2 separate regions of the Homo sapiens genome follow, and region 1 is linked to region 2. The links are chromatin loops, found by intact Hi-C in ENCODE. Cell type or tissue: mammary epithelial cell. All regions are shown on one strand. Links, peaks and the distances in the headings refer to the core of each region. The heading gives the core; the rest is flanking DNA.

The links. Peaks named below come from ENCODE experiments on the same cell type or tissue, not always from the same donor. Only the 100,000 strongest peaks of a DNase experiment are listed, where the experiment ranks them.
Region 1: a loop joins it to region 2, with 10 times the contacts of the local background. A loop is called at or near these places in 2 of 110 quality-filtered maps.

What each region holds. Positions count from the first base shown.
Region 1 is chr11:11,659,525-11,669,988 of GRCh38, forward strand. No RefSeq gene overlaps it. Among named protein-coding and RNA genes, the nearest start is that of MIR4299, 8.0 kb to the left of the region's middle. In mammary epithelial cell, for the core only: a CTCF peak has its summit at 6,380; no DNase peak of the experiment used is centred there; H3K27me3 peaks cover 1,034 bases.
Region 2 is chr11:11,022,618-11,033,081 of GRCh38, forward strand. No RefSeq gene overlaps it. Among named protein-coding and RNA genes, the nearest start is that of LINC02752, 88 kb to the right of the region's middle. In mammary epithelial cell, for the core only: a CTCF peak has its summit at 5,652 (motif pointing right); DNase peaks (open chromatin) are centred at 2,674 and 4,834.

The DNA.
Region 1 (10,464 bases), core at 1,449-9,448, 640 kb after region 2:
ATTCCTAAATGACATTGTACACAGCCAGTGACATTGTGCTTCTAGTTTCACAGGTATGCCATGGCAAAATTTACCTCCTTAGGCCTGGGAATTTTCAGATCTTTAATCCAAACAGCCCTGATCAGTTTGACCACGTACCCTCAACCCAAGCATAATGTTTGGGGAGAGCCACTACTGCTATTTACAGTGACATCTGTGTGTGGCCACTGGGGGAGCTTTTGTGCATTAGGCCATCCCTAATGCATCTCAAGGAGCTTTGGAGGGAACAGATTGGACTTCTGGACCGGCTGCTGCTAGTCACAGATGGGTACTTATGACAGTTAATTTTACATGTCAGCATGACTAGGCTATGGTACCTAGTTATTTGGTCAAATACCAGTCTAGATGTTGCAGTGAAGGGTGTTTGTTTTTCAATGTGATTTACATTTAAATCATAGACTTTGAGTGGAGCAGATTACCCTCCCTAATAGGGATGGGCCTCATCCAATCAGGTGAAGGCCTAAACAGCAAAGACTGGGGTTTCTCAAAGAAGGGATTCTCTTCAAGATTGCAACAGAGAAACCCTATCTGAGTTTCCAGCCTGCTGCCCTGTGGAATTCAGACTCATGACTGCAGCATCTACTCTAATCTGAGTCTCCAGGCTGCCAGCCTGCCCTACAGGCCTATAGATCTCTGATTTGTCAGCTCTTACAATCACGTGAGCCAATTCCTTCAAATAAATCAAACTCTGTGTGTGTGTGTGTGTGTGTGTGTGTATGCATATATATATGCATATCTCCTGAAGAAGCCTAACTAATACAGTATTGAAACACTGCATTCTGGAATGCAATGGGAATGGGTGAGCTGGGGATTTTGTTTGTATCCAACCTGTATAGACAGGCACCTTGCTTAACTAAGATACTTTCAAATCCAATCAAAGCTCCTGATCAAAGGCAGAGGCAGGGTCAGTCTCCAGGCCCGCTAAGCCCTAGTAATGTAGGAATTGAATTTCAGTGGTGTCCTGGAATCAGACCAGGCTGGCGGGGGAGTCAGGAAGGGAGGCTGCAGCTCAGTGCTCCTGCAGCCACCTCCTGCTCTGCTCACTGGTTCTGAACAACCTGGTCCCATGAGGCAGCAGGCCAGCCCCAGAAGTCACTCTCTGATGGGGAGGGAATTTACACTGTGACAGACCAGGCTCCCATGGGCACAGAGCCTAGGCAGGACTGAGCCCAACGGTGGCTAGTGCTGAAAGCTGCCAGCTGGGGAGGCCTGGAGACCATGGGCCGGCACAACTGGATGGGGTTCCCACTAACATCCACACATGGCAGACAGAGCCTGGAGTCAGCTTAACCCAGAGTGGCTGCCCTGTGAGTGACAACAAGCAGGATAGCTGTGGCCAGAATCATGACATGACTTCTGATGATTCTCTCTTTAAGACTTGGTTTCCTCATCTGGAAAAGGGGGCTAATAATACCTGGGAGCTGTGCAGTGAGAATTAGAAAGGGTAACATCGTGTGGAACCACCAGGCCCATAGCTTATGCCCAAAAGTGTTCGATTCCTTCTTCTTTTCTTAGGAAGAAATCAGAGATCCTATCATGAGGAGTGACTTCAGCAGGCACTGGAGCCATTTAACTCTGTGACCTTGGACAAGTGACTTTACATCCTCCATGCCTGCCCCTTCATCTATGAAATGAAATATCTACCATAGAATTATCGTGTAGACCAGTGGAGACAGCCCATGCAGGTAGAGCACTTAGCGGAGTAAGCTCTCGGTAAGTGTTAGAAAAAGAAGGCTGTCAACCTCCTGCTCTTCAGGAGGAAACAGCAACAACCAGGGCAGATTTAATCTGCTCTTATGATATGGTAGGACAGAGGAGAAGCAAATGGCAGTGCTATGATTTTCAGGGTGGTGCCGGCTCTTCCCCTGCCTGGTCAGCGTGAGTGTTGGCCTCCTGCTGAAGCCTTCAGCCTAGAATATTGCACTTCGCCACCTGTCACCCAGGCTCATTAGTCCGAGGCAGTGAGCGGATGTGCCTAATGACAGACGCAGCCCTGTGTGCAGAATGCGAGGCCCTGAGGCTGGTTCCAAACACATGGTGCACTCAAAGAATGGAGCCAGCCTGGCCAGTCCATTCTCCAGACTGGAAAGGGAGGCCTGGGGCTCTGGACAGATGGCTCTTACCTCTTTTGTCTCGCTCAGCTTGGGAGGAAGCATCTTCCTGTGATTGGAGCACATTTTCTTGCCCTTCTTCAACAAATGGGTTAAGGTTAAGAAATCCTCCTGGTTTGGAATATGTAGGGAGGGGAGGTGCAAGTTATAAGCACATCTGCCTCCCGAGGGGGATGGGTCCTTTTCAATGACAATCCTTCATGAATAATCAAAGGTATGCAAAGGTGGCCAGAAGGAGCTCCATTGAGAGGAGAGGCCACTAAAGAAAGCAGAGAGGGGAGAAAAAGGTTGAGAAGCAATACTCCCAGTTGATGAAAGAACTAATGAACATTCTAGGATCAGGACATCTAACACCCAATTTTAAGCTATGTATCTTTCTTATTTATTCAAGTCTTCGATAGAGTCTGCTATACACACAAATCAAATCCATATGTGAATTTGTGTGTGTGTACATTCAGAAAAGGGGTGAGTTCCACCTCTGAGTAAACATGGTGCAGACATAAAGCCACAAGGGATCACAGAAACCTTAGAGAGGAACTGGACCTTCCACAATCATGGAATCAAGTCTTTCTTATTCCAAGCTTAAGAGATAAGGAGATCCCAGCTGACATCTGGTACACCAAATATGTAAACCAGGTTTAGTCGGACGATCATCTAACAGAGCGCTGGTCCTGCAAACTCTGCTCCATCTATCAGAGAGATGAAGTTTTTTAGCAGCCACTCCCTTTGCTCAGCCTTGCCTCCTTCAGTTCTTGCTTTCCAAGGCAAACAGCTATGTCTAGAAATGAAAGCATTTGTGGGGAATGCCGTGCACCCTATATTTGCAGGTGAAAATCAGACTTGTCCCCTGCAACACTCCCAGGATTCCAAGGACAGAATGCCTGGAGTCAGTCGTACCAGGCTTTCTATACCCTCTAGCCTCGCCTTCCTCTTGCAACAAAAAGACTCACTTGGAATTGATCTACACTGTTGCCTTGCAAAGTAACTAGCAGCCCATAATGTTTTTGGAATTATCTCTGTGTGGCCCTTGCTTCTCCATCCATCCCCACCACCTCCACAAGTAACACCCTCCTGCCTGCTGTGATGTGGAGGGCTGGGACTTTCCTCAGCGGGTAGTCAATTCTTACTTCCTGGTTTTAAATTAACCACATTGTAAAAATCCCAAAGCCCAGAAAGCTAATAATTATAATAATAAAATAATAACAGCAAACAGATATTGGATACCCAGTCTATGACAAGCACTTTGCCAGGCTCTTTGCCCAAACTGTTAACACCTCATTCTAACAGCAACCCTATGCAGTAGGTGCTATATGACTATTCCTATTTTCCAGGTGAGGAAACTGATAAAATTCAGAATTTGGTAATATATTTTGACCTACTTGACATCAGCTTTCACTTTAATTATTTCTTTTTTTTTCAAAAATCATTTATTGAATACCCACTGTGTGCCAATATGGTAAATCTTATTATTCCTATGAGGAAACTGAGCTCAAGGTGGTGAACTGAAATCATCCAAGAGTGCTTAGCTAGTCCATGGCTGATCCCCATGACTGTGCCTCAGGACTGGATCTATGAGGAACTCTGAGTTATAAGCCTGCCCATGGTCCACTTTCATTAGAATTTCAAGCCTAGAGGCCAGGCACAGTGGCTCACGCCTGTAATCCCAGCACTTTGGGAAGTCAAGGGAGGTCAGGACTTTGAGACCAGCCTGATCCACGTGGAGAAACCCCGTGTCTACTAAAAATACAAAATTAACCAAGCATGGTGGCACATGCCTGTAATCCCTGCTAGGCAGGAAGGCTGAGGCAGGAGAATCGCTTGAACCCGGGAGGCGGAGGTTGTGGTGAGCTGAGATCGCATCATTGCGCTCCAGCCGGGGCAACAAGAGAGAAACTCAAAAGAATTTCAACCGTAGGAAAGACTTCCAGAATGTGGTACAAACAACATTGGCAGGAAAGAGGGGTGGAAATACACCAGACAATAAGAAAGTCAGGGGCTTCCCAAGTTCCACATATTCAGTTCAAGAGAATAAAGGAATCATTCAATTTCAAGGTTTAATTAAGTTTCTTTTTTTAGCAGATTTTCAGGACCATACCAAATCCCAGGCCAGATTTCACTCTTCCTATCACCAATCGCCCTGGAAGCCGACTCCTTAATAGCTGGAAACACAGTTTCTGCATGTCTGCATTTGATCTTTCCCCCATGGCAGAAAATCAAGGGCCCTGTGCGGCTGGTGCAGTAAGTCAGCAGCCCACCTGGGCCAGGTAGGAGGAGAGGGAGCAGTGGCCAGCCAAATAGGAATGGGGATCTCACTCTGCCCATGAGGCTGGCCAAAAAGGGGTGGCAAAAGGAGCTGAACAGTATCTCAAAGCTCAGCTATCTGAGGCTCGGCAATGCTTTCCAGATACAAGAAAGACGAGCTCTCTGCCTCTATTACAGGTGGGAGGGGCAGCCATCCCCTCACATTTCAGGACCACTCAGAGGTGCTAAAGGATTTGTGGTGAGATAAAGCCAGGAGACTTTACTGCGACCTCCCCCTCTGTGCCAACCCACAGCAATGTGAGCTCAAAAGTCACAGCAACAGATCAATGACAGCTAGTTCCATACTAGTGCCGCATGCTTCACACATGGTCCCTCATGAAAACCCCACCATGGCCCAAAGAGGGTGGCCGTGTCACTGGGATAGCCCCAGCCTCATCCAAGCAATTGGAAAAACTTTTAACAGATCTTCTTTAGCATCTTTATCTATAGACACAGCTGCTTAAAGAAATCAGATAGCCCAGATGCCACAAGAGTCTCGTGACCCCTTGCAGAATGCCAGGAGTTAAGACCCAAAAGAAACCGGTGCAAACCAGAACAGGTGACCTCCAGTTACATTTAGGTCATGAATATATCATTACAGCTCTAAACTCCCCTCCCCAAAAGAAGACTGCTGCCATTTGGTGTACATGTGCTAGATGAAGAAGCACATTCAGGGACTGTGCCTGTGCGTCTGGAGTTCCACCCTGTGCATCCCAACTTGCCCTCCCCCATCTACCTCTTCAAACTCCCTGGCTTTGCATCACTCAGGGGAGGTGCCTTTAGAGAATGGGCTCCTCTTCTCCATTCTTTGGCCATTGGAGTGGCAGACCCAGGATTGGAGGCATGGTCCATCTACTGGCAAATGTTTACCTATATGTGGCTTAGCCTCCTTCTGGGCTCTGATTCCACCTGCCACCCTCCAAATCACCCTAGACACAGGAATGTGTCCCCTCCCTTAACACTTCAGAGACCAGCTCTCCCACATGTACCAAGGAAACTGTAGCTTACTCTCCTTTTTGCCCAAGGTTAGGTGTTTCTCAGCCTCAACAACTGTGTCAAATACCTAGTTTTTACAGGCAACTTCTGGTGTCCTCCTCCATTATTGAGCATGAGGAAAACAAGATTTTTTTTTTTTTCATCTGGGGGCCCAGGAGGTAAGGCTTCTCTCAGTCTCAGCTTCTCTGCTCTGCAATGCCATCGGTCCCCAAATTCTGGCAAAATAAGTCCTGCTGGAAGAAGCCTCTGCTCCTTACCTCCAGCCAGGAACTGCCCCTGTGTGTGAGACCCATGGGTTGAAGAGACCCCTGGCAAATGGTCCTCCTGACCTTTCTCAGGAGTGAGAAGTGATACACTTCCAAGGTGAGCTCCTGGATAGTGAATTCACACCAAGGTGACAGGAAAAACTTCCCAGCTGTGGAAAAGAAAAATAATGCCTGTGGCTTGAGGGATGGGGAGGCAGTGATGGAAGCTCCCAGAATGCTGTCCTCACTGGGTAGACTTTTGCTCTAAGTGCTCCTTCAGTATGAAGGTGACACAGGAGGCAGGACTCTACTCTGGAGGCAGGGCTCGGACATGGGACCAAACTGAGGAATAGCTAAAACAGGATCAGGCTGAAAGCAGTTTTCCATAAGACACACCCACCAGTGTGCCATGTCAGATTACTATTGTCATGGCAACATCCATAAGTTACTGCCCCTTTCCACAGCAATGACCCAGTGACCTGGAAGTTACCACCCTCATCCTAGAAATTTCCACAAAACTACCCCTTGGTCTTCATATATTAAAAGTGGGTATAAATATGACTGCAAAACTGCCTCTGAGCTGCTATTCTTGGCACACTGCCTATGGAGTAGCACCACTCCACAAGGAGCAGTACCTCTGCTGCCATACACTGCTGCTTCAACAAAAGTTGCTGTCTAACACCACCCGCTGGCCCTTGAATTCTTTCCTGGGTGAAGCCAACAACCCTCCCAGGCTAAGTCCCAATTTTGGGGCTTGCCTGTCTTGCATCAAACAGATTTAGTATGCACTGCCAGAGATTGGGTGGTAATGAATTCCTTCTCCTAGCAGGTGGGCTACTGTTACACTGGCATTTTAGGCATTTCCATTAAAATGTTGCATCCACTAACAAATACTTCCCAAAATGTATCACTTGCAACCACGTGAGCTCAGGGGACAGAGCTGAGAAACCTGGAGCCTTACAGATGCCTGACTTAGTACAGCCACCAACTATCAGCCCAGAGCCAGACCCAAACTTCTCAGAGCGGCCAGCAGAAATTCAAGAGCAAAAGAACACACAAAAAAATTCTGAGATCTTTTTGAAGAAATGATTCTTCAGAATATAGGACAACCAAAAGCTGGATAAAGAAGGAAGGTAGTAAAGGAAGTTCCATTGTTGGGACAAAGAGGACGTCTCTGATGCACAAATAATGCTGCTGATATTTGTGTCCTAAACCAATGGAGAGCTACATTTTTATTTTTTGCACAGACTAACACGGGGGGTTTGGAGGGTTATTAAATATTTATGAATTTATTTTTTCACATTCAAAATGAAAATAGCTCTCTTGAATCCTATGGGAAAGAATATATATCTTCTCATTGTTGTGCAGAAATGTGTTAGTGTGAGAACTGTGCTTTCGACCATTCAAAAAATATAATATCTGGGCATATTTGAAAGGGAACAACAGAAACAGCCTTCATATTTGTTATGCCTTAGAATTGTTTAGGGCTGTAGAGTTCACATGGTGCATTCACTGCTCTTTCTCCGCATGGGTACCTACGGAGCCTAGGGAAAGCACAAGATTAAAGACGGAATTTTGCAGAGATGTGGAGGTGGGACTCCTTTTAAAATGCAAGGATCCTTGAGAAGGAACAAATGAACAAGTTCAGCAAGCTCTTCTCATATCCCGTAGGTGAAGCTTCCGGTCTTTAATGCCTTGAGCATGGAGGGATGGAGATGGGAAGTTTGAGGGAATGTTAGGAAAACACTGCCTACCTAAAACAATGGGTTTGAATTTTGAGTTACTCCCTTATACTTATCCCACCCCTAGGCATTGTAAATAAGGGGTCCAAGAACTTTTAAATGATGGTAGCCTTTAATCTGCAGATGTATACTGGTGATGCTCATGTATTCATTTTTTCATGTGTGTGGTTGTTGAAGTAAATTATCACAAACTCGGTAGCCCAAAAGAACAGAAATTTATGCTCTCGCAGTTCTGGAGGTTGCAAGTTCATAGTCAGCATCACTGGGCCAGAATCAGGGTGTTAGCAGAGCTCCCTCCAGAGGTCTAGGAGAAAATCTACTCCTTAGCTTCTCCTACTACTTCCTTGGCTGCTAGCATTCCTTGGCTGATGGCCACATCACTCCAATCTTGGGTTAACATCCCCAAATCTCTCTCTGCTCCGTCTTCCCATCTCCTTCACTTCTCCACCTTTGACACCAGAGGATGTCACATCTCCCTCTGCCTTCCTCTTGTAAGAATACATGTGATTGCATTTCAGACCCACCCAGATAATCTAGGATAATCCTCCATCCCCAAATCCTTAACTTAATCACACCTGCAAAGACATCCCCCTCCCCCGATTTTTGCCATATAACATTCTTAGGTCCTGGGGATTAGATATCTTTTGGGGGAGCTATTTTCAGCCAACCACACCCCAGTTGGTTGTGGTAGAAAACATTACTTTAAAAAAGGAGTTAAGATCCCTTTTCTACTCATGTTATGGAAGGGAGGAAGGAGAGACAGAAACTGGGGAATAGGCATGTGCTGGCAGTACAGTCAGAGGCCAGACTCTGTAAATAAGAGAACAGGAGAGCTGGATCCAGGGAGAAGATGGAGAATCAGACCTTCTAAGAGAGTTCCCATTCAGGAACCAGTATGTAAGAGGTAGATGGGAGGAGTTTGGATTCTTGGGGCTAGAGAAGCTTGGAGAGGAGGGTCAGTGGCCTCTATGCAATCAGGGAACAGGCCTGGGACACAGATAGAGAATGGATCCATTGCCATGACAGCTTGGGCTTAGATTAAAGATATATAAGAAAGAATTATATTCAACCCTTCTGAGCATTTGACACAGGTCGTCCTCACGCTTGAATCACTCCCTTCTGGCTCTCCCACTTCTCTGATTGTCCCCTCTAAGTCTCTGCCTTTAGCTCCAACTGTCCACAGCAGTAACCTGCTCCTAAGGTACCCACTGTGGGCTCTTTTTCCATCCTTGATTCACTTCCTGCACAATAAATAGGGTGAGACAGTAGGTGTTAAAAGCACTGGCACTGAAGTCCCACTGCCTGGATTTCAATTCTGGCTGTACCCACTCCTGTAGGTGTGGTCTCAGACAAGTTACTTATGGGCTGTACCACTGAGCTTTAGAATCTTCTCGTGTAAAATGAGGACAATAGGGTTGTCTGAGGAGCTAACAAGATAAAGCATGCAGTTAGCTGGCAGCTCGTGGATGGTGCCCACTGCTATTCTTGTTGGTTTTGCGTGCTGGCTTGCTTGTTTCAGCTCTCCAGCTTATCTCCCTTGTACATCTGAGCCCACAGAGGGTGCTGGCTGGCTATAGTGTGGAGATGGGCAGAACTGGAAACAAGAGGAAGGGGAGAAAAGCTGGGTGCCCAGGCTGTCATGAGATGGAAAATAAAAACATCTTTCTTCTTTTCACCTGTGGGCAGAAGAGCAAGGAGAAATGCTGGGACTGTGCCTGGTGTTGGTCAGGGGCAATAAATAGCTACTTGGGCAGCCCCCAGGCTGACTTTGCTCCAATCCTGCAGCCAGCAAGCGGCCTCTATAACTGTCTGACCCCTCAGCTTCCAAGTTCTCTGGGACCATGGGGAAGATGGAGGGGCTTCAACCAAGGCTGCACAGAGTGGAAAAACTGGACGCGTGGAGAAAAGCAGGAGCAAGAATTATTTAGTGGGAGAAGAGGCAGCTGAGGAGCAATTTAATAACAGCTTTTGAGGCTCCGAAGAGTTATTAGATAGAAATTGGTGACCAGCTGGTCCCTCTCTGCTCAGAGCACGGGGCCAAAGGAAATGAGTTTACATTCTGTAGGAGGAGATGCTCAGGTTAGATAAAAAGGAAAAATTCTTCCTGTCAAGGTGGAAATGGGCTGTTACAGGAACTGCAGCAAACACCTTGGGTGCATTCAGGCTGTTGCCAGGAAGACGGGTCTTCTGAGCCCCTAGGGATGCCTCTGTCCAGGCCAGGGCTCCTGGTAGTAGGTTCCCAGTTCCCCTAAATGAGAAAGTTCTCTTTCACTTTTCCTATGGCCAGAGAGTGCTTTTTCCCAGCCAGTGCAGTGACTGCTTCTTCTCCCCTACTCCTGACCCCATCCCACCTCCTACCCCCAGGAACAAAATCCTAGGAACTGTGTTGAGAATAATGGGCTCTCCTATTGGGAGTGTGATGGACGGTGAGTCATGCAGATATTTCCTCTTTTCTTTAATGACCAAAAGCAGAATGCCCCCAAACACCACATGAATGCACAAGAGACTTATGAGTAGCCCTATGCCTTCTCTGAGATGAGCTTTCTCTATTTATGAGAAAATGTGTTTTCTCTTCTGGAATACAGAATGACAAAATCAGCTGCAAGTGGCTGGACCTGGTCCCCTTGTCTCATTCATTAAACAGACATTTATGGAGTGCCTGGTCTGTGTTAGGCTCTGCTCTATGCACAGGCTCAGCATGGGAGCAGAAGGCAGCGGGATCAGCAGCTTGTAAAACAAATCAGCTCCGTGTAGCAGTGAGAATCAGAGAGCAGGATCGTCTCTTCTCACAAACAGAAGATGCTGGCCTTGTGCATTTTTCCCAGAGGTGCAGTCACCCACACGACCTAATATTTAGCTCTTACTCTGTGCCAGGCCACATGTTTACATAAATAGTGTCTCATTTAATCTTCAATCTTCATGAGCTCATATTGAGGTCACTGTTATTAATTCCCTGACAAAATAATATTATCAACCTCATAGGGTCATAGCAAGTTAAACAAGTTAATATAGTAAAGCTTGCCTGGCTCC
Region 2 (10,464 bases), core at 879-8,878:
GAACCTCTAACAAAGTCAAAGAACATTCATCCATCCATCCATCCATCCATCCATCTATCCATCCATCCATCCAACAATCCACCCACCCACCCACCCACCCATCTATCCATCCATCCACCCACCCACCCATCTATCCATCCATCCATCCATCCACCCAGCCACCCACCCATCCACCCATGCTGCCATCTACCTATGCATTAATCCATCTAAAAATCTGTTCAGTCATTTGTCCACTTACTCAATATTTATTGAATGCTTTCTATGCTTTGGTTGGAGATATGCCCCCTGCTAACAAGAAGACCACAGGAGGTGATGGCAAATACGGAAAAACCAACAGTCCTGGGGAACCTTGTTGGAGCACATTTAATCCAGTTGTTGTTGTTGTTACTGAAGTAGAGGAGACAGGCAGATAAGTCTTCCCGATGGAAGTGACACCAAAGCTGAGATCTGAAGGATAGTAAGAGTGTGTTATACTAAAGAGGATGTCTCCTGTGTTCATTCTCCTCTTGGGGTGGATGTAGCTGAGAGAATAAGAGAGCTTTAGAGTCCCAATTGAGGTTACTTTTTATGTGCTGTTAGTGCATTGGTGGCCCCTCCAGCCCTCACCTTGGTAGTTATGACAAATCAGAGAGTGTCCAGCAGATAGTGATCAGGGTGGTGGGAGGACACTTAAAGAAATTGGGAAAAGCTGTGAAACGAAGTGCTTGGTAAGTGGACAGATTCTATTGCATAAGATTAATGCTGCCTATTAATATTAGAAGGTATTAATAGCTGCCATTATGTTAGGTTTTTCATTTAATAGAATGTGTTATACCCACATCAGCAGGGCCGTGTCAGTGTGGGCTGTTGGCCAAGATGTGGGAATGGCATCATTATGTGTACCCAGACACGTAATGGTATTCTGCGTTGGGAATCTACTTCTATGATCTGATATAGGTTGTTAATTAATAAATGTATTACAGAAAAAGATGCCCAGCAGCAAACTGGTTACACTGGAGAATGGTTGGCCCAAATCCAAAGGATGAATGTCCTTTGAACATCATTTCATCCTCTGCTCCCTTTGTAGGCACCTGGAATTAATGCTGAGAAGAACTGATGTTTGCCTTAGCAAGGCATATACAGTGGCTTCAGCAGGCCTGGGCAGGGCCTGCAATTTTCAGACCGAGTGCTGCTGAGTTCAGCACACCATCTCTTAACTTTAAACTGTGTGTCCCTTATCCTTTGCAGCACCCTTGCACTATTGTTTCCCTTATGATATAAAAGTATTTGTGTGTATCCATGTCTTTAGTAACAATGAAAACCCATGAAAGGTAGCCCAAAAGGGGTTGTATGTTTCAAGAAAAATGGCAGAAAGCACAGTTCTTTGTGGGATTAAAAAGTATGTGTATGTATTTAATATAAACCAAGTGTGTCTGCATATAAAAGCTTGTCTACCTCCTTCGTTCATATAGCTCTCTTGGATTTTGTGGGTATTTGCTTCAGGACAGGCAGGAACTGTTCTAGGCAGTGGCCCAGAGCGAGCATTACTAACCTTGACTGTCATTCTGTCCCAGGTGGCATCCCCTCCTCAGATCCCAGCGCTGTCCATATACATGCTGGTCACATTTAAAGGGCCATGGATGGGGCTTAAGGGCAAAGCTCTAATATGTCAACAATTTCTTCTAACGGGATCTTGCTTCTCTTCTTTTGTATAGCTCAAGTCAGAAGTAATGTGATGTTTTATTGGGATGGCCTTGGTGTTTTGTTGTCTACACTTAATTATATCTAAAATAATTTGTTTTCTCTGTGGCCAGCAATGGATCTGTGAATTCACCAGTCTGGGTCCTGCCTCTCAGCCTTTGCCACTTCACAACTGGGGCCGGTGGATTTTCAGCTGCAGGCTTGGTCCTCCAGGCCTGTTTTTAATGGTTATGGTGGGAGGAGATCAAGATAACCCAGGGTTGAGCATTGGACTGTCCTGCTGCCTGGGTACAACTAAGTCTTACCTAGATCTGATGCTGGGTTTCTGCTTTTCCCTTCTGACAAAATGCTAGCCCTTGAGGACTTGCCTTGAGAACCTTCTAGGACTTTATGTTCTACTCCTGTTTAACACTACTGATCATTTCAGCATTCTTCAGGAGCATGGATTTTGAACAAGGAGGCCAGAACAAAGTAAAGAAGTTAGTCTAACCATTAGAATACATTAGACACACCCATTGACCAATGGGGGGCAAGTGCCACTGTATTAGAGAAATTGATGATGTAATATTCAGAGAATAATAAATAGTGCTTCCAGCTTGAATGATGCATAGTCTCTTTTTAGAAGAAAACAATGCTGACAAATAATTTTATTATCATAATTAATTTAAATATACACAGATGCTAAACTAAGTATAATCTTAAAAACATAACCCATGTATAAATTTAAGTATAAGCAATACTGTGTAAACATTAACATTTAACATAAAAGCTTAGACAAGCTTTTATGAATTTATAAAATACAAACAAATCCACAAAATCAATAGAATTAAGATTAATCTTTAATAGGATCAATGATGTTGGTTTGCTAAAACAAAATCATTTCTTGCCATGTGGATATGGTCCTGGGGCTATGGCACAGGTTTGTGTGAGTTGGCCACGACTCTGCTGAATGTGCTGCATGCCGCATGATGACTCAGTGTGTCTTCCATCTTCCTCTATCCTAAATATCATGACACTTTTGTTTCTACAGGATGCTGTGAGGTCATTTGTTCCTCACTTGTCAATGATCACATTGTTTGTGTTGAAGTCCATCACACTCATTTTTCACTAGTCTGAGAGAATTAAAGCAGTTCTATTTGACCCTTATGCTGTCATAAACACAAATCTACATGTGGACATAGAAATTCTGTGGTTTGAGTTGGTCATTCAGTTGACCCACAAGATATGAATATTGATTATTTTTATATTTTCATCAATATGAAAACAAATTAAAAAAACAATATCAGAATCTCATGAACTCAGAGAAAATGTCCAGTGGGCTTAGTTTGAGAAATACTGGCATGAAAAGCCCAATGGCATGACTAGCTCCCTGATATGGGGCAGGAATTGAGGGAAAGATCAGGGGCTTAAATTGCCAGAGGGTGACAAAATCAGTTTCTACCTGCTGTAATCTATATCCCAGCAAAGTTGGTCTGTTCTCAGATTTACTGGCAAACTGAGGCAACTTAATTGCTCATTCGCGTTCTGCTCTTCAACTATTATTCTGTATCTGGTATGGTGCTGCCATGCCTCTCTGATAGTGACCACTTGCCGTCCTGCCCAGTGGTAGGCTTAGGAATTAGGGGTCTAATCTGGCTGCTCATTGTCCAGAAGCACAGACTGGAAACTCTAGTCTGAAAAATGTTTATGCTATTCTAATATTTGAGTGTGTATCTGTATCATCAGGAGAATTTTAGATAATAGCCATTAGGAGGTCCCAAGAGAATGGCCTATATTTCTAGTTGTAAAGGGTCTTTTGGAGTAAAGAAGGAACACTGACCAAGGAAACGTTCAGACAACTACAAGGAATCCATGAGCTTGGTTGCCTTTTACAGGAGGGGCAGATAAAAAGGATATGGGCTGTAACTGGCTTTGATAACGCCCCAACCCAATGAAGAATTTTGAGTTGTTAAAACATGTTGTTTCTAGACTCCAAACACTGACCCACTTGGGAGAAAATGAGGCAGCATGGTACCAGATCTGTGGGATCTGTTCCCAAAATCCTATTGACAGGCTTGGTCCACTTGCAGGTCACCCTCCATGGTCTTTGGTCAACTTTTCTGTGGTCATCATAGCTTGATGGGACTTTCTCTGGCAGTTGTCCCATTCAAACCAGTTGTCCACAGCCTTGCCTGCTTCAAGAGTCCAAGGACCAAACCTCAAGGAGTACCTCAGATTGTTCCCCAAGTGCTGCCACTGACCTCATTTGGACTGACGATGCACTTAACAATTTGACTTTCCACTCTTATTTTTCCTGAAACTCAATACTCCCAATTGAGTTCTACTAGCTGTATTTGTGAAAAGTAATCACAAACATTTTTTTAGAATACAGTGAAATGTGAAGGAATGATTTATTGTGTACATGCATATGGCAGAATATGTGTAAGTGGTTATAGATCAGTTCTGGAATTAGACAGGCCTGAGTTTTAACTTAATCTTGCCACATAGGAGCTGTATGAACTTAGACAAATTACTTAATCTAAGATGTAGTTTTCTTATTCATAAACATGGATCATAATAACACCTATTTCATAGCGTTATTGAGAGGACTAAACGGGATAGCACAGTGTCTGGCACATAATTGGCACTCAACAAGTGGTAATTTATTATTATTAATTGAGCATTTATATATGCAGGCCTCTGGGTTAGGCCCAAGGGATGCAAAGATCTCCATCCTCAAGTAGCTCACAATAGATCTGAGTTCTTCCCAGGGGACACTCAGAAGGGGTCCAACAATCAGATTTGATGTCAAATCAACTGAATTTGCGACCAGAGTAAACAGAATTTCTCCTCATTGCCCGACCCTGATTAGGATGGGATTAATTGTATAGCCTGCGTTCTAGAATTAAACTGCATATTGAGGCTGAGAACATCCAGGTGGGGAGACGGGAGGTCAGCAAGTCCAGTTTCCACAATTTTATGGTTCAGACTTGGCCTAATTTGGCCATTCTGGGAAGTCTTAGAATGGCAGCAGAGAGGCTCCTCAGCCCTTGTTGAGAGATGCTAATGAAGAATTTGTGTCTCACCAATGGCTACTGCATGAGAAAGCTAGAAGGAACCTCAGGCCATCGTTTCTTACTAATGGTCAAAAACATATGCCTCAAGCATGATTCATAAAGATATCATTTTAGTCTTTGCCTCCTTATTTCTGAGTCAGTACACAAATAGCTTGTTTTCTGAAGCTTCAGGGAAGCCCAGATTGACACATTAGCCAGGGAGTAATGTGCCTTCTTTCTGGGCTGGCTGTCCATAATGCATTCAAATCCAGAAAAAAAGTAGGAATTTGTTCAAAATTTATCAATTGGGCCATTTTCTCAATGACAAACAGATGGCTCCTTTGAGTTATTCAGAGGGAGAAGATTTTTTTTTCCTTTTGTTCATCTCAGTTTTTATGGTTTAAAAGAATTAGTGTTTAATCCCAATTCTAAAATTGTTAATTAGTTTGTATTTGCTTCACTAAATCTGTTAAATAGATTTTTATCACTTTAGCTATATCTCTCTGGCAGCATCTGGTGTCAACTTTGCAGAAATAATGTTGGTTTTACAGCCAAAAATCAGAGGTTAAACCTCCAGGACTACAGATGTGACAGCATTAAAGGGAAATTCATCACCCCCAAAGCTTTCATTCCCATATAGTTTAGAATCAGCCCAAACATGAACCAATGTTCTTTTTTCCCTTTCATTCTCCAGGAGCACTGTGGCTCAGTTCCTTTTTGATTTATGAGTGTGGTTGTTGCTGATGAGATCTCCCAGGGAGACCTCAATCTGCCCCAGCTAGAGGCTTGGAAAACAGTGGAGGATCTTCTTGCTCAACCCCCTTTCTGTTGCTTTCAGGGGATTCCATCCAGGGCTAGGGCTATCCATCAATTCATTTGACAATGGGCATGTATGAGGTGAGGGCTGTGCGGGTACAAGCTCTGTAGTGTCACCTGCCGGCAGGGGGCACAATAGGGCAGAGCAGCAAAACGAAGGCAGTGTATGTTACAAACGAGCTACTCTGAACTCAAATCAGTGCACCTGGGGGAATAATTAAATGAAAGACAGCAAATCATCATAAAGGCTGGGGAATTTGAGTAACAGGGAAAACCTGTTGGGCAGCAATCAATTTAGGTCTCTGTGGTAGGCTGAATAGTAGCCCCTAAAAATATCTACTTCTGAATCCCCAGAACCTGTGAATGTTACTTTATAATATGGCAAAGGGTATTTTGCAGCTGTGATTAAGCAGCTTGCAACGGGGAGATTATTCTGGGTTCTTTGAGTGGACCCTAAAGGTAATCATGAGTGTCCTGATAGGAGAGAGGCAGAGGGAGATTCCACAGAAGAGGAGAAGGTGATATGATGGTGGAAGCAGAGATTGAATTGATGAACTTTGAAGATGGAGGAGGAGGCCACAAGCCAAGGAAGACAGACAGGCACCAGCCGCTGAAAGAAACAAGGAAACAGATTCTCCTTTCAAAGCCTCTGGAAGGAATTAGCACTGTCAACACCCCAACTTTAGCCCAGTGAAATTGGTTTTTGGGCTATGTACTACCAGAACTGTGAGAGAATAAATTTGTGTTGTTTTAAGTCACCATAATAATGGTAGTTTGTTGCAGTAGGAATGAATACAGTATCTTTTCCTTGCTTAATGCCAAAGAGTTCCACTGCAGCTGCCAGAGGTATTTTACAGGGCCAAGAGGAGATAGCAGGGATCAGCATAGTGCATTGACTTCTTCAAGAAGAGCTCCTTCTTCTGAAGTCCATCTGTAATACAGGTGTGGGCAGCTGCAGCCTGAAGCAGAAATGGGACTAGCAACTGGGAAGCCCTGTGTGATTGGCGAAGAACGTTTCTGAGTGTCATGGACCCTAGGCAATAGCAGACAGTGTGAGAATTCTCTGCAATTAACATATTTGCATAAATATTAGGAAGAGGCCTGATTAGCACAGTGAGCGTGACTCAGAGGAAAGTGGAGGGCAGAGGTGATCAGGGAAGAGGCTCTGAAGAGGGGTGAGGACAGAGATGCCACCCTAGGCACATCCAATGCTCTGATGGAGAGGGACTGGTTGTGAACAGCTAAGTTGCTATGGCCTTGCCCTTCAGATGTAGCTGTGGACAGTGGGAGGGGAATCTGTGGGCAGACCTCTGGAGCTACCATCCCCATTTCACTCAAATGACTCCAATTTTATTTGTTGGACACATTGGGCTTCCAGGTGGAATTTCACTTAAGAAAAAATTTTACTGGTGGAAAAAGATTTTGGGGGGTAAATTTTAATTTTGATACAATTTTACATGTACAGAAAATTGCAATAGTACAAAGAATTCCCATTTACCCTTCCCTCAGATTCACCAAGTTTGCATTTTGGCCTATTTGCATTATCATTTGTTCTAAGTATTAATGTTTTTTTTCCTGAACCATTTGAGAGTAAGTAGGCATTATATTCCTTTACCTCCAAATATATCAGTGTGTATTTTATTAGAACAGGACATTTTGTTATATAACCATGGTACAATGATGAAAATTGGGAAATTTAACACTGACAAAATGCTGTCATCTAATCTTCAGCCCAAATCCAAATTTTGCCAATTGCCTTTATAGCAATTTTCCCCCCGGTCCAAGATTTGATCCAGCATTGCATTTATTTCTCATATCTCTCCAGTCTGCTTTAATTTGGAATATTTCCTGAGCTTTTGACCTTGACATTTTTGAATAGCACAGGTCAGTAATTTTGTAAATTGTCCCTCAGTTTGGGTTTGTCTAACATTTCCTTATGATGAGATTCAGATCTTGCATTTGAGCTTGAAACTCACAGATGTATGTTGTGTCCTTCTCAGAACATGGTATTTGAAGGCACATGTGGTTGCTTTGTCTCATGGGTGATGGTGGCATTGATCCCTTGGTTACATTGTTGTCCTCCAGGTTTCTTTACTGTAAGTTATAATTTTCCCCTGTGTAATTAATAAGTAATTTTTGAAAGATACTTTAAAACTAGGCAAATATCCTGTTCCTTATTGAATCATCACCCACTAGTTTTAGCACCCACTGGTAATTCTTACTTGTGTCAAAAGAAAAAATTACAACAAATTTAGTTTAAAGATTGAATTGACTTCCATTTGCCATTCCAGAATCAGGCAACATCTCATTAAGAATGACTGTTCTAATGAGCTGAGCAGAGGAGATTGACTTTATAGGCTGAAAAGCACTGAAGAAAGCAGAAACAGAGAATAAAAAGTGGATTGGTTGTTTCAAAGTTGCTCTCGTTATGGGGTTAAAACAGAGGGGACTTCCTTATGCCGACTCAGGTAGACTAGAATCTCTTGTTTTTTGGAAAACTTGCCTATTTCAAAGTTCAGTTTGATGGCATGGCACTCAGCACAAAATTTCCATTCTGGTTTGGTCTGGTCTACTTGGTCCTGATGCAGGAGGCTCGTCCAAAACAGGAGCCTCCCATAAACTTTGTTTAACTCTTGAATCTATAATAACTGTGATGATTGCAAAATGGCGATTTATCTAACTCCATCATTTTTTCTACATTAATTTGTTGGCATAATTCTAAAAGAAAGATCTTTCTCTTATCTCCCACTTGTTTATTCACTTATTTAATTATATCAGCATACACTCATAGATTCTTATTTTATTCAATGAGTTTTTTTTTTTTTTTTTTTTTTGAGATGGAGTTTCACTCTTGTCCAGGCTGGAGTGCAATGGCATGATCTTGGCTCACTACAACCTCCACCTCCCAGGTTCAAGTGATTCTCCTGCCTTAGCCTCCCAAGTAGCTGGGATTACAGGCACGCACTACCACGCCAGGCTAAGTTTTGTATTTTTAGTAGAGACGGGATTTCACCACGTTGGCCAGGCTGGTCTCAAGCTCCTGACCTCAGGTGATCTGCCCGCCTTGGCCTCCCAAATTTCTGGGATTACAGGTGTAAGCCACTGCGCCTGGCCTTCAATGAGTTTTAAGTCATTATTATTGCTATGTATTTTGATGTTCACATTGACCCAGATTTGGCCAGGAGAAGCCCCTTCAAACTGGCCTTTATGTTTTTTGATGTGCTGCTTCTTCTTCATTTTTTTTTTAAGCACTTTTTTACTTTTAAGATATCCCAGGTCCTTCTTGGCTCAAACTTGCAATCAGCCATTTCTTCAAGAAACCCTCAAATTATTGTAAGAAACAATGTTTAGAAGACCTGGGCCGGCATGGTGGCTCATGCCTGTAATCCCAACACTTTGGGAGGCCAAGGTGGCCAGATTGCTTGAGCTTCGGAGTTCAAGACCAGCCTAGGCAATGTGGCATATCCCATTTCTACAAAAAATACCAAAATTAGCTGGGTGTGGTGTGCCTGTAGTCCCAGCTAGTGGGAGGCTGATTATATCTGTAAATCCAGCACTTTTGGAGGCCGAGGTGGGTGGATCACCTGAGGTCAGGAGTTTGAGACCAGCCCATCTACCCTGTAGGGAACCATTCTCATTAGTTTCTGGCTTATCTTTTCTCAATTTCCTTTCACAACTAAGTAAGCAAATACATGTAATTTTCTTATTTCCTCTTCCTACACAAAAGGTAGAATATTACGTATACTCTTTTGCACTTTGCTTCTTCACTTACAAGATATTTCCTGGAAATCACTCCACATTGCTTCATCTTCATTCTCTTTTACCACTGCATAGCACTGCATTGTGTGGATATAATTTAGTTTATTCAATAAATCTATCTATGAGCATTTAGGTTATTACCAATATTTTGCAATGACAGATAATACTGCAGTGAATAAACTTGTACATATATAATTTTGTATTTCTGCAGGCTTATTTTTAGAGTAAATTCCTAGAAGTGGGATTTCTGGAACAAAAGGTAAATGCATATATAGTGTTGTTAAATACTGCCAAATTCCTTCCCATAAGGCTGTATCATTTTGCATTCCTACCAGCAATGTGTAAGAGTGTCTGTTTCTCCTCAGCCTTGCCAACATAGAGTGTTGCCAAGTTCTAAAATTTTTGCTTATTATTCATAGGTGATAAATGTCATTTCACTGTAGTTTTAATTTGCATTTTTCTTATAATGAATTGAACAACTTCTCATAAGTGTTTAGGGGCATTTTATATCTTTTTTAGGTAAATTGTTTGTTCGTGACTTTTGCTCATTCTTTTTTATTTCTTTTCCTTTTTCTTTTTTAGAGATGGAGTCTATCTATGTCATCTAGGCTGGTCTCAAGCTCCTAAGCTCAAGCAATCCCTCCCGTCTCAGGTACTCCTCATAAGCAGCTGGGACTACACGCATGTTCTACCATACTTGGCTTTATTCATTTTTCTATCAGGTGTTTTTGCCTCTGTTTTTGGCCCTCACTTTTTTTTTTTTTTGAGGCGGACTCTCCCTCTGTCTCCCAGGTTGGAGTGCAGTGGCGCGATCTTGGCTCACTGCAAGCTCTGTCTCTTGGGTTCACGCCATTCTCCTGCCTCAGCCTCCTGAGTAGCTGGGACCACAGGCGCCCACCACCAGGCCCGGCTAATTTTTTTGTATTTTTAGTAGAGACGGGGTTTCACTGTGTTAGCCAGGATGGTCTCGATCTCCTGACCTCATAATCCGCCCGTCTTGGCTTCCCAAAGTGCTGGGATTACAGGCGTGAGCCACCGTGCCCAACCGGCCCTCACTTTTTAAGATTTCCTTGTGTATTATAGACATTAGAACTTCAATTGTGATATATGTTGCAGATATTTTTCTAAAACTTTTGTTTAATACCACTACTTTAACTAGTTAGCAACTAGCTAT